Linked DNA regions of Homo sapiens: region 2 is linked to region 1. A link is an interaction called in ENCODE POLR2A ChIA-PET data of the cell type or tissue named here. Cell type or tissue: Panc1. All regions are shown on one strand. Links, peaks and the distances in the headings refer to the core of each region. The heading gives the core; the rest is flanking DNA.

Region 1 (5,376 bases), core at 158-5,157:
TTGACTCTGAGTGACAAGGCTTTTAGTATAATCCACACTTTAAATGCCACATGGCTGCAGAAGCAGAGATATCCAGGGAAGCTCCTCCCATCATCCAGGAAAGAGGATGGGGCTTGGATCAAGGGAGCTCCAGCGAGAGGAGCTATGGTCAGATACCAGATGCATTTGGAAGGCAGAACCTATAAGACATTCTGACAGAATGAAAATGGGGTTCACAAAGAGACAAATAAACAAGAATTTACAGAGATGGAGAAGACTGCAGACCATGGTTTGGGTCAGGGTGGGAGGGCGGGGGGTCAGGAATTTTTTTTTCTGGATTAATTAAATCTGAGATGCCTGTTGGCCATCTGTCACAATCCATATTGTGTTGCTATATCAGAATGCCACAGACTGTGTAATTTATAAAGAAAAGAAATACATTTCTCACAGTTCTGAAGGCTGGGAATTCCAAGAGCAATGGGCATCTAAAGCACCTGTTTGAAGGCATTGAGTACAACCAACACAGACAGGACTTAAGAGGCCACGATCTTTGGAGAGGGAAAAGACACGAGGTGAGCTCCACAATCATCCTGGTGTTTTCCACTCAGGAAAATTTCAAATTGTATATTAGGGTAATAAATCTCAAGAGAAAGGGCCAAGGAAAGAGAGGTCAGAGTTCAGGACTGCCAAAGTGGCTGGGAAGTGAGGAGGGAAATCCAGAAAAGGAAGGAAACAAAAATAAGGAGCCTAATAATCTGAATTAAAATCTTCCTCAAATAACTGGCTGATACCTAAGTTACATAAAAGCAGAGAGAGACTCAAAACAGGCAAACAAAAACAACCAGCAGGAAACAGCAACCGCTGAAGAATGAAGCAGAGGTTTTGTCAGCCACATGGACCTGGCAGGAAAGGACCATGACCCAACAAGGTGGAGGGATCTCAGAAAACACCCTGGACCCTACAAGGGTTACACTCTGGGCATAAGATCAGGCCCTAGAAATAAGGACTACATCCCAGGGGTGGGTTACATTCTAGGAATAAGGACAAAACTGGAATAGATCAGCCCTGTTTGCTAGCAGGAAATAACCCTCCTTGGAGGAGGATAGCATTATTCAAACCCTCTACAATATACCAAAAAAATAAAAAAAACCCTCTATGGTGTACAGCATCCAATCCCAAATTATGAGGCATGCTTTAAAAAAAAAAAAAAAGATTGAATGACCAGAAGCCAAAATATTAAACAGGCAATAGAAAGAGATACACAGATGATTCAGAGCGGGACTTTAAAATTACTATTAATATGTTAAAGAAAATAGGGAAATTGATGAACAAGATATATGAAAAGATGGAGAATTTCAATAATTAGGATCTCTTTTTAAAAAACCAAGTGGACATTCTGGAACTGAAAAACACAATGTCTGAAGAACTCATTCGATAGAGTCAACAAAAGACCAGGAAAGAAGATTAGTGAAGGAGATTAGATTAGTGAACTGGAAGAGATTTCAATAGAAAAAAGAATGAAAAGACCAGAAAGGAGTGTAAGATATGTGAGGAAGACAAATGGCCTAAGATACATGCAATTGCAGCCCCAAAGAGAAAGGTGAGAGAGAATGGAGAAAAGGCAATATTTAAAGACATAATGGCCAAAAAATTTTGAAAATTGATGGAAGACATCAACCCAGAGATTCAAGGAGCTCAGAGTACCCCAAATGAGGATAAATATAAGGACAACCACACCTAGGTACATCATTGTCACACTATCGAAAGCCAAATACAAACAGAAAAAAATTAAAAATAACCAAAGGGAAAACCACAATCATATCAGGGCACAGTTACTTCAATCTTAAAAATGATTTTGTTAACGTTTCAACAGAAGCTATGGCATCTTCAGAGATGCTGAACGGAAAGGGAAAAACGACTTTGTGATAGATTTTGAAATCAGGAAGTGTGATGACTCCAACTTTGTTCTCTCTCAAGATTAATTTGGCTCTTCATAGTCTTTTTTGGTTCCATATGAATTTTAGAATTGTTTTTCTATTTCTGTCCATCGAAATTTTGATAGGGATTGCATTGATTTGGTAGATTGCATTGGGTAGTACGGACATTTTAACAATATGAAGTACTGCAATCCATGAACCCGAGATGGCTTTTGTGTCTTCTTTCTTTCATTAATGTTCTGTAATTTTTGTATACTAGTCTATCACTTCCTTTGTTAAGTCTATTCCTAAGTATTTCATACTTTTTGGTGGTATTGTAAATGGGACTGTTTTCCTAATTGTCTTTTCAAATAGTTCATTGTTAGTGTATAGAAATGCATCTCATTTTCTGCATTGATTTTGTATCCTGCAACTTCACTGAATTCATTTATTCATTCTCACAGTTTGTTTTGTTTTGTTTTGTTTTTTGAGACAGAGTCTCGCTCTGTTGCCCAGGTTGGAGTGCAGTGGCACGATCTTGGCTCACTGAAAACTCCACCTCCTGGGTTCACACCATTCTCCTGCCTCCCGAGTAGCTGGGACTACAGGCGCCTGCCACCATGCCCAACTAATTTTTTGTATTTTTTTTAGTAGAGGCAGGGTTTCACTGTGTTAGCCAGGATGGTCTCGATCTCCTGACCTCCTGATCTGCCTGCTTCAGCCTCCCAAAGTGCTGGGATTAGAGGTGTGAGCCACCATGCCCAGCCAGTTCTCACAGTTTTTTATGTAGTCTTTAGGGTTTTCTATGTATAGGATCATGTCATCTGCAAACAGGGACAATATTATTTTCCTTTCCTATTTGGATGTCTTTTATTTCTTTTTCTTGCCTAAATGCTCTTGCTAGGACTTCCAGTACTATGTTGAATAAAAGTGACAAAAGCAGGTATCCTTGCCTTTTTCCTGATCGTAAAGGAAAAGCTTTTGTTTTCCCCAGTGAGTATGATGTTAGCTGTTGACTTTTCATATAATGTCTTTATTATGCTGAGGTACTTTCCTACTATTTCTAATTTGATAACTTTTATCATGAAAGGATGCTGAATTGTGTTAAATGCTTCTTCTACATCTATTGAGATAATCATGTGATTTTTATCTTTTATTCTGTTAATACAATATACCATATTGATTTATGTGTGCTGAACCATCTTTGCACCCCAGGGATAAACCCTACTTGGTTATGGTGTAATAATATGATCCTTTTAAAGCGTCTTTGATTTGGCTCACCAGTATTTTGTTGAGGACTTTTGCATCTATATTCATCAGGAATACTGGCCTATAGTTTTCTTTTCTTGTAGTGTCTTTGTCTGGCTTTAGTATCAGGGTAGTGCTGTTCTCATAAAATGAGTTTGGAATGGTTCCCTCCTCTTCAACTTTTGAAAAGAATCTGAGAAGGATTGGTGTTGATTCTTCTTTAAACGCTGGTTGAATTTGCCAGTGAAGCCATCTGGTCCTGGGCTTTTCTTTATTGGAAGGTGCTGGATTATGTACTCAATCTCCATATTAGTTAAGGAGATATTCAGACTTTCTGTTTCTTCATGATTCAGTCTGGATAGATTGTGTGTTTTTAGGAGTTTATCTGTTTCTTTTAGGTTATTCAGTTTGCTGGCATATAATTATTCATACTAGTCTCTTATTATCATTTTTATATCTATGGCATCAGTTTTAATGTCTCCTCTTTCACTCTGGTTTTATTTGAATTGTCTCTTTTTCTTCATCTAGACTCGATTTCAAAATATACTATAAAGCAACAGTAATCAAGACACTGTGGGCTGGGTGTGGTGTCTCACGCCTGTAATCCCAGCATTTCCAGCATTTTGGGAGGCTGAGGTGGGGAGATCACTTGAGGTCAGAGTTCGAGATCAGCCTGGTCAACATGGTGAAACCCTGTCTCTATTAAAAATAAAAAAATTAGCTGGGCATGGATGCCTGTAGTCCCAGCTACTGGGGAGGCTGAAGCAGGAGAGTCACTTGAACCCGGGAGGTGGAGGTTGCAGTGAGCTGAGATCACGCCACTGCATGTCAGCCTGGGCAACACAGTGAGACTCTGTCTCGGAAAAACAAAAAACAAACAACAACAACAAAAAACCAGTATAATACTAGTGTGAAGACAGACAGACCAATGGAACAGAATAAAGAGCCCAGAAATAAATCCACACATATATGGTCAACTGATCTTTGACAAAGGTGACAAGAATAGGGTGGAGAAAGGACAGTCTCTTTAATAAGTGGTGCTGGGAAAACTGGATATCCACATGCAAGATAATGAAATTGGACCTTTATTTTACACCATACGCAAAAATAAACCAAAAATAGATTAAAGACCTAAATGTAATACCTGAAACTGTTAAACTCCTATGAAAAACCATGAGGGAAGAAAAGTTTCATAACACTGGTCTTGGCAATAATTTCACGGATATAACAACAAAAGCACAGGCAACAAAAGCAGAAACTGACAAATGAGACTGCATCAGACTCAAAAGCTTCTGCATGGTAAAGGAAACAAAATGGTAAAAAGGTAACCCATGCAATGGGAGAAAATATTTGCAAACCATGTCTACCTGACAAGGGGCTAAGCTCTAAAATATATAAGGAATGCCTACAACTCAATAGCAAAAAACCCAATAACCCAATCTGAAAGTGGGCTAAGGACTTAAATAGACATTTCTCTAAACAAGATATTCAAATGACCAGCAGGTGTATGAAAAAATCTCAATGCCATGAAGGAAATGCAAATCAAAGCAATGAAACATCACCTCATATCTGTCAGGATGGCTATTTAAAAAAAAAAAAAAACAAGTATTGGTGAGAATGTGGAGACACTGGAACGCTTGTGCACTGCTGGTGGGAAAGCAAAGTGGGTGCAGCTGCTGTGGAAAACAGAATGGACGTTCCTCAAAACACTAAAACTGGCCGGGTGTGGTGGCTCACACCTGTAATCCCAGCACTTTGGGAAGCCGAGGCGGGTGGATCATGAAGTCAGGAGTTCAAGACCAGCCTGGCCAAGATGGTGAAACCCTGTCTTTACTAAAAAATACAAAAATTAGCTGGGCATGCTGGTGGGAGGCTGAGGCAGAGAACTGCTTGAACCTGGGAGGTGGAGGTTGCAGTAAACCAAGGTTGCGCCACTGCCCTCCAGCCTGGGCGACAGAGCTAGACTCCGTCTCAAAAAACAAACAAACAAACAAAAACAAAACCAAACCAAAAAAACACTAAAACTAAAACTAGAACCTCATATGATCTAGCAACCCCACTTCTGGGTATTTACCCAAAATAATTGAAATCAAGATGTCAAAGAGATATTAGCACCCCATTTTCATAACAGCACTATTTACAATAGTCAAAATGTAGAAGCAACCTATATGTCCATTGATGGACAAATGAGTAAAGAACATACGGTATAGTCATACAATAGAATATTATTTAG
Region 2 (5,376 bases), core at 117-5,116, 190 kb before region 1:
GGCACAGGAAGTGCTGCACTCGACAGCTAAACAGCCCCACTGAGGCCTCGGTGGAGACAAGAAGCCTGCGCCTTCTCACCCCGGCCTCCAGCACCAGGACCACAGGCACAGAGTGGCTCCGTCGCCCGCCGCCCTCTCCCCGGCCACGCAACCTCTCCAGGCAGGACAAGAGCCACCCAGCAGGGACGTTCTGCTGGCACCTAGGAACAGGCAGTGGGCAAGCACGCCAGCCCTCTCGCCCAGAGTTCCACAAAGAGGGGACAAGGGAGGGGGCCTGAGTCTCATTCATACCCCGGCACAGCCAGGTACCAGCAGCAATCGCGAAACACTCACTGCCCTCTGGGCCTGAGGCAGGTCACATGAAAGACATTCATAGGCGGGGACAGAGTCAGTTGCAGGAGGACAGTCAGTCACAGGTGGGGACAGAGTCAGTCACAGGTGGGGACAGAGTCAGTCACAGGAGAGGGCAGAGTCAGTCACAGGCAGGGGTAGAGTCAGTAAGAGGCTGAGTCACAGGCAGGACGGAGTCAGTCACAGGTGAGACAGTCACAGGGCAGGGGCAGAGTCAGTCACAGGCGAGGACAGAGTCACAGGCGGGATGGACTCAGTTGCAGGAAGGGACAGACTCAGTCGCAGGCAGGGGCAGAGTCTGTCACAGGCAGGAAGAAGTCAGTTGCAGGTGGGACAGAGTCAGTCACAGGAAGGAATCAGTCACAAACGGGACAGACTCAGTCACAGGCAGGGCCACAGTGAGTCGCAGGCAGGGACCAAGTCCGTTGCAGGCGGGAGCCGAGTGAGTCACAGGCAGGAACTCAGTGAGTCGCAGGTGGGACAGAGTCACAGGCAGGATGGAGTCAGTCACAGGCAGGGACAGAGTCACAGGCAGACAGAGTCGGTCACAGGTGGGACAGAGTCAGTCACAGGCGGGACAGAGTCAGTCACAGGCAAGGTTCTTGGTAATCACACGGGAAAACTATTCTGAATGGTAATCTGCCGGCTGCCAGAACACATCAAAATCGGGCTTTTAGATCAATGCCCATGGCGGCCTCTGAGATGATGAGAGAGGAAGCGCGCCACTTCCCAGAGTGAAGGCTGCACGACGCATCCGAGGCCCCTCAACACGGCCCCACCCCGACCATCCAGACACCACGCAAGTGCAGCACACGGGAGCTCGGGGCTGTCTGTGGTGGGAGGACAAGAGTGGCAAGGTGCAGGGTCAGCGTGTTAAAATATGACCAAAGATGCCAACCCCAGGCCAAACCGCACTGCGCACGGGAGGTAGGATACGGTGTCTTGATGGCTGAGAGGCCAGCCTGCAGGGTGAGGGTGAACACAGAATTGTTTCCCAGCTGGTGTAGTCGGTAGTTGTCGTACCGGAACTGCTGGATCAGCATCCGCCACCGTGCAGGGTCCAGAAGGTCCTGGAAGACAGAGAGCAGAGGGTCCTGGGGATGCTCCCAGGGAAGCTCCTGGGACAGCTTAAAAACGTGGACCATGGTGAAGCAGGTGCCATCGGCCCACAGCCATCCCCCAGTGACCCACACACTTTGCACTAAGGGTCAGCACAAAGCATAACTCCCTCAAGTGTTGACTGATACACACAGTGGGATGAGTGCTGACTTAACTATGATTTCAACATGCTGCGGGATGAGTGCTGACTTAACTCTGATTTCAACATGCTACAGGGTCAGTGCTGACTTAACTCTCTGATTTCAACACACTGCGAGGCCAGTATGAACTTAACTCTGATTTCAACATGCTGCGGGACAAGTGCTGACTTAACTCTGATTTCAACACACTGTGGGATGAGTGCTGACTTAACTCTGATTTTAACATGCTGTGGGGTGAGTGCTGACTTAACTCCGATTTCAACATGCTGTGGGGTGAGTGCTGACTTAACTCTGATTTCAACACACTGTCGGGGGAGTGCTGACTTCTCTGATTTCAAAATACTGTGGGGCCAGTTCTGACTTAAGTCTCTGATTTCAACACGCTGTGAGGCCAGTGCTGACTTAACGCTCTGATTTCAACACCTGCAGGACAAGGGCTGACTTAACTCTGATTTCAACACTCTGCGGGACGAGTGCTGGAACTCTCTGATTTCAACATGCTGCAAGGCCAGTGCTGATCTAACTCCCTGATTTCAACATGCTGCGGGATGAGTGCTGACTTAACTCTGATTTCAACACACTGCAGGGCAGGTGCTGACTTAACTCTGTGATTTCAACACACTGCAGGGCAGGTGCTGACTTAACTCTGTGATTTCAACACACTGCAGGGCAGGTGCTGACTTAACTCTGATTTCAACACACTGCAGGGCAGGTGCTGACTTAACTCTGTGATTTCAACACACTGCAGGGCAGGTGCTGACTTAACTCTGTGATTTCAACACACTGCAGGGCAGGTGCTGACTTAACTCTGATTTCAACACACTGCAGGGCAGGTGCTGACTTAACTCTGTGATTTCAACACACTGCAGGGCAGGTGCTGACTTAACTCTGTGATTTCAACACACTGCAGGGCAGGTGTTGACTTAACTCTGTGATTTCAACACACTGTGGGGCCAGTGCTGACTTAACTCTGTGGTTTCAACACGCCATGGGGCCAGTGCTGACTTAACTCTGTGATTTCAACACACTGTGGGGGCCAGAGCTGACTTAACTCTGTGGTTTCAACACGCCATGGGGCCAGTGCTGACTTAACTCTGTGATTTCAACACACTGTGGGGCCAGTGCTGACTTAACTCTGTGGTTTCAACACGCCATGGGGCCAGTGCTGACTTAACTCTGTGATTTCAACACACTGTGGGGCCAGTGCTGACTTAACTCTGATTTCAACACACTGTGGGGCCAGTGCTGACTTAACTCTGATTTCAACATGCCACAGGGCTGGTGCTGACTTAACTCTGCTACACTCACTTGTGAATCAACTTGAATGATCTGGAATGTGTGCAACCTGTGCACTGTGACAAAAAATAGACTCACACAGCTGGAAGGACAGCTCAGTGCAGAGTGCACCTCAGAGCATTAGGTGTAAAAACTCTTACTTCAGAGAAATCATGTATGAAATGGAAAACAACCGGTCCATGTTAGGTTAAAGCATCACAGAACAGAAAATTAAACCTGATGAATGTCTGTCCCTAAATAACCTCAGGTTTAGACTTAAGAGAGAGAGCGTGTGTGAGCACAGGAGAGAAAAACCTTCACATCAACCCAGAAAGGCCGCTCAGTCTCTAGCTTGGGGGGAGACGGCCACACCTGGAGGGAGGGGAGGTGGTCATCAGGGGACGTCACCCATCAGTCTCTGTAAGCTTCTCAGTCTCAGTTTAGGGTAAACACCACACTTAACTCCAACATTTTTAAAGGCTGTTTTAAATCTCATTTTTGTCTAAAAATCAAAGTCTACAAGGGAGGAAGCCCACAGTCCAGAAGGTCCTCACTGAGAAGAACAGCTCCTGGCATCCTCACTCCCCAGGACTGGTTGCCTCTGGGCTTCTGGTGGCTTCTGCCATTCTCTGAACAAAATGCTTCCTTCTGTTTCTTGCCTGACCCATGGCAACGGGGCCCATTTTCCTGCCACGAGACACGGTTGTGCCCCCTGAATCTGGCAACAGATGAGCCTTGGGGCTGGCACTGCCTGCCTCCCTCTTTACCACACTGCAGGGCTGCGTCCGGTGAGAGGTGCATGCTCCACCCGGCCTAGGCCCGAAGTCTCAGCCCCCTGTATGGGTCAGCCTTTCCTGCATTTCTAACAAAATCCTCTCCAGAGCAAGCGAGAGAAACAAGGTGCCAACTCACAGTCTGGGAAGCTCAGACCCCACCCCTGAAGATCCTCGTGACCTAATGATGATTTATTATGAGATGCCCCAAACGCCTGAGAACCAGGAGAATTCAGGCTGAGCTTCCAGCAGCTTTCAGAAGGCAGCAGGTCTGGGACTGCCCAGGGCTTTGCAGTCCCTACAGGGTGGCAGGTGGGGGCTGCCGGGAAACACCCCGGCCTCTGACAGAGACTGGTGCCAGGCTCAGAGAACAAACTGTCAACTCCAGGAGGTTTTATCTGCTTCCCCCTTTTCCAGGAACTGAAACTGTTCCCAGTGTGATGAGCACAGGGGTGGGCATGGGGGTGGATGCAGGGGTGAGCACATGGTGGGCATGGGGTGGGCATGGGGGTGAGCACGGTAGGCATGGGATGGGTGCAGGGGTGAGCACACGGGCATGGGGGTGGGTGCAGGGGTGAGCACATGGTGGGCATGGGGTGGGCATGGGGGTGAGCACGGTAGGCATGGGATGGGTGCAGGGGTGAGCACACGGGCATGGGGGTGGGTGCAGGGGTGGGCACATGGGCACGGGAGTGGGCATGGGGGTGAGCACAGGTGGGCATGGGGGTGGGCATGGGGTGGGTGCAGAGGTGAGCACGGGCATGGGGGTGGGCAGGGGGGTGAGCACACGGTGGGCATGGGGTGGGTGCAGGGGTGGGCACATGGGCACGGGAGTGGGCATGGGGGTGAGCACAGGTGGGCATGGGGGTGGGCATGGGGTGGGTGCAGAGGTGAGCACGGGCATGGGGGTGGGCAAGGGGGTGAGCACACGGTGGGCATGGGGTGGGTGCAGGGGTGGGCACGGGTGCAGAGTGGAGCCACTCACCCAGGAGCAGCCAGCTGCTGGGTTGGGGCCAGGTCTGAGCACAGGGTGCCTGGTTAGTGATGGCAGAACCCCCAACCCTACCCCAGTGACCGCGGAGAGTCGGAGGCTCCAATATTTACAGATAAAATACAAAGCGTCAGCAAGAGAAAGAACCACGGAAGACGGTGCAGCCTAACTCCTGACTCAGGGGCTGTAGAGAAAGGAGAACCAGGGGGACAGGCAAGGAAGCTGGGCCCCGGCTGAACGCTCCAGGCTGAAAGGCTTCCTGAACCTTTCTCAACTGCTTTTTTTTTTTTTGGAGACAAGGTCCTGCTCTGTCACCCCAGCTGGAGTGCAGTGGCACAATCTTGGCTCACTGCAGCCTCAACCTTATGGGCTCAAGTGATCCTCCCACCTCAGCCTCCTGGGTAGCTGGACTATAGGCAGGTGCTACTATGCCCAGCTAATTTTCAAAAAAATTTTTTTTGTAGAGGTGGGGTCTCACTATGTTCCCCAGGCTGTTCTCAAACCCCTGGGCTCAAGCAGTCCTCCCACCTCAGCCTCCCAAAGTGCTGGGATTCCAGGGGTGAGCCACCACACACAGCCCTGATTCAAATTTCTTATGAGCAAAATGGGAGTCAAACAAGAAAAGCTTGTCTTGGCAGGCTGGACAGGCTGTGTGGCTGGGATGGGGCCCTCACGTCCCGCCCCACGTGTGGAAGCAGCTACAGACCAGAGACACACCCTGGATCCC

What was found. Peaks named below come from ENCODE experiments on the same cell type or tissue, not always from the same donor. Only the 100,000 strongest peaks of a DNase experiment are listed, where the experiment ranks them.
Region 2: POLR2A ChIA-PET joins it to region 1 with 7 read pairs; 6 of 35 experiments call an interaction of 5 or more read pairs at or near these places.

Annotation. Positions count from the first base shown.
Region 1 is chr4:1,138,096-1,143,471 of GRCh38, reverse strand. The region is part of intron 1 of LOC124900647 (nascent polypeptide-associated complex subunit alpha, muscle-specific form-like); the gene reads right to left. Among named protein-coding and RNA genes, the nearest start is that of RNF212, 27 kb to the right of the region's middle. In Panc1, for the core only: no CTCF peak of the experiment used is centred there; no DNase peak of the experiment used is centred there; H3K27me3 peaks cover 688 bases.
Region 2 is chr4:1,332,906-1,338,281 of GRCh38, reverse strand. MAEA (macrophage erythroblast attacher, E3 ubiquitin ligase) reads right to left here. Exons shown (of 9, transcript NM_001017405.3): 7 at 1,288-1,421. Among named protein-coding and RNA genes, the nearest start is that of UVSSA, 12 kb to the left of the region's middle. In Panc1, for the core only: no CTCF peak of the experiment used is centred there; DNase peaks (open chromatin) are centred at 643 and 2,014.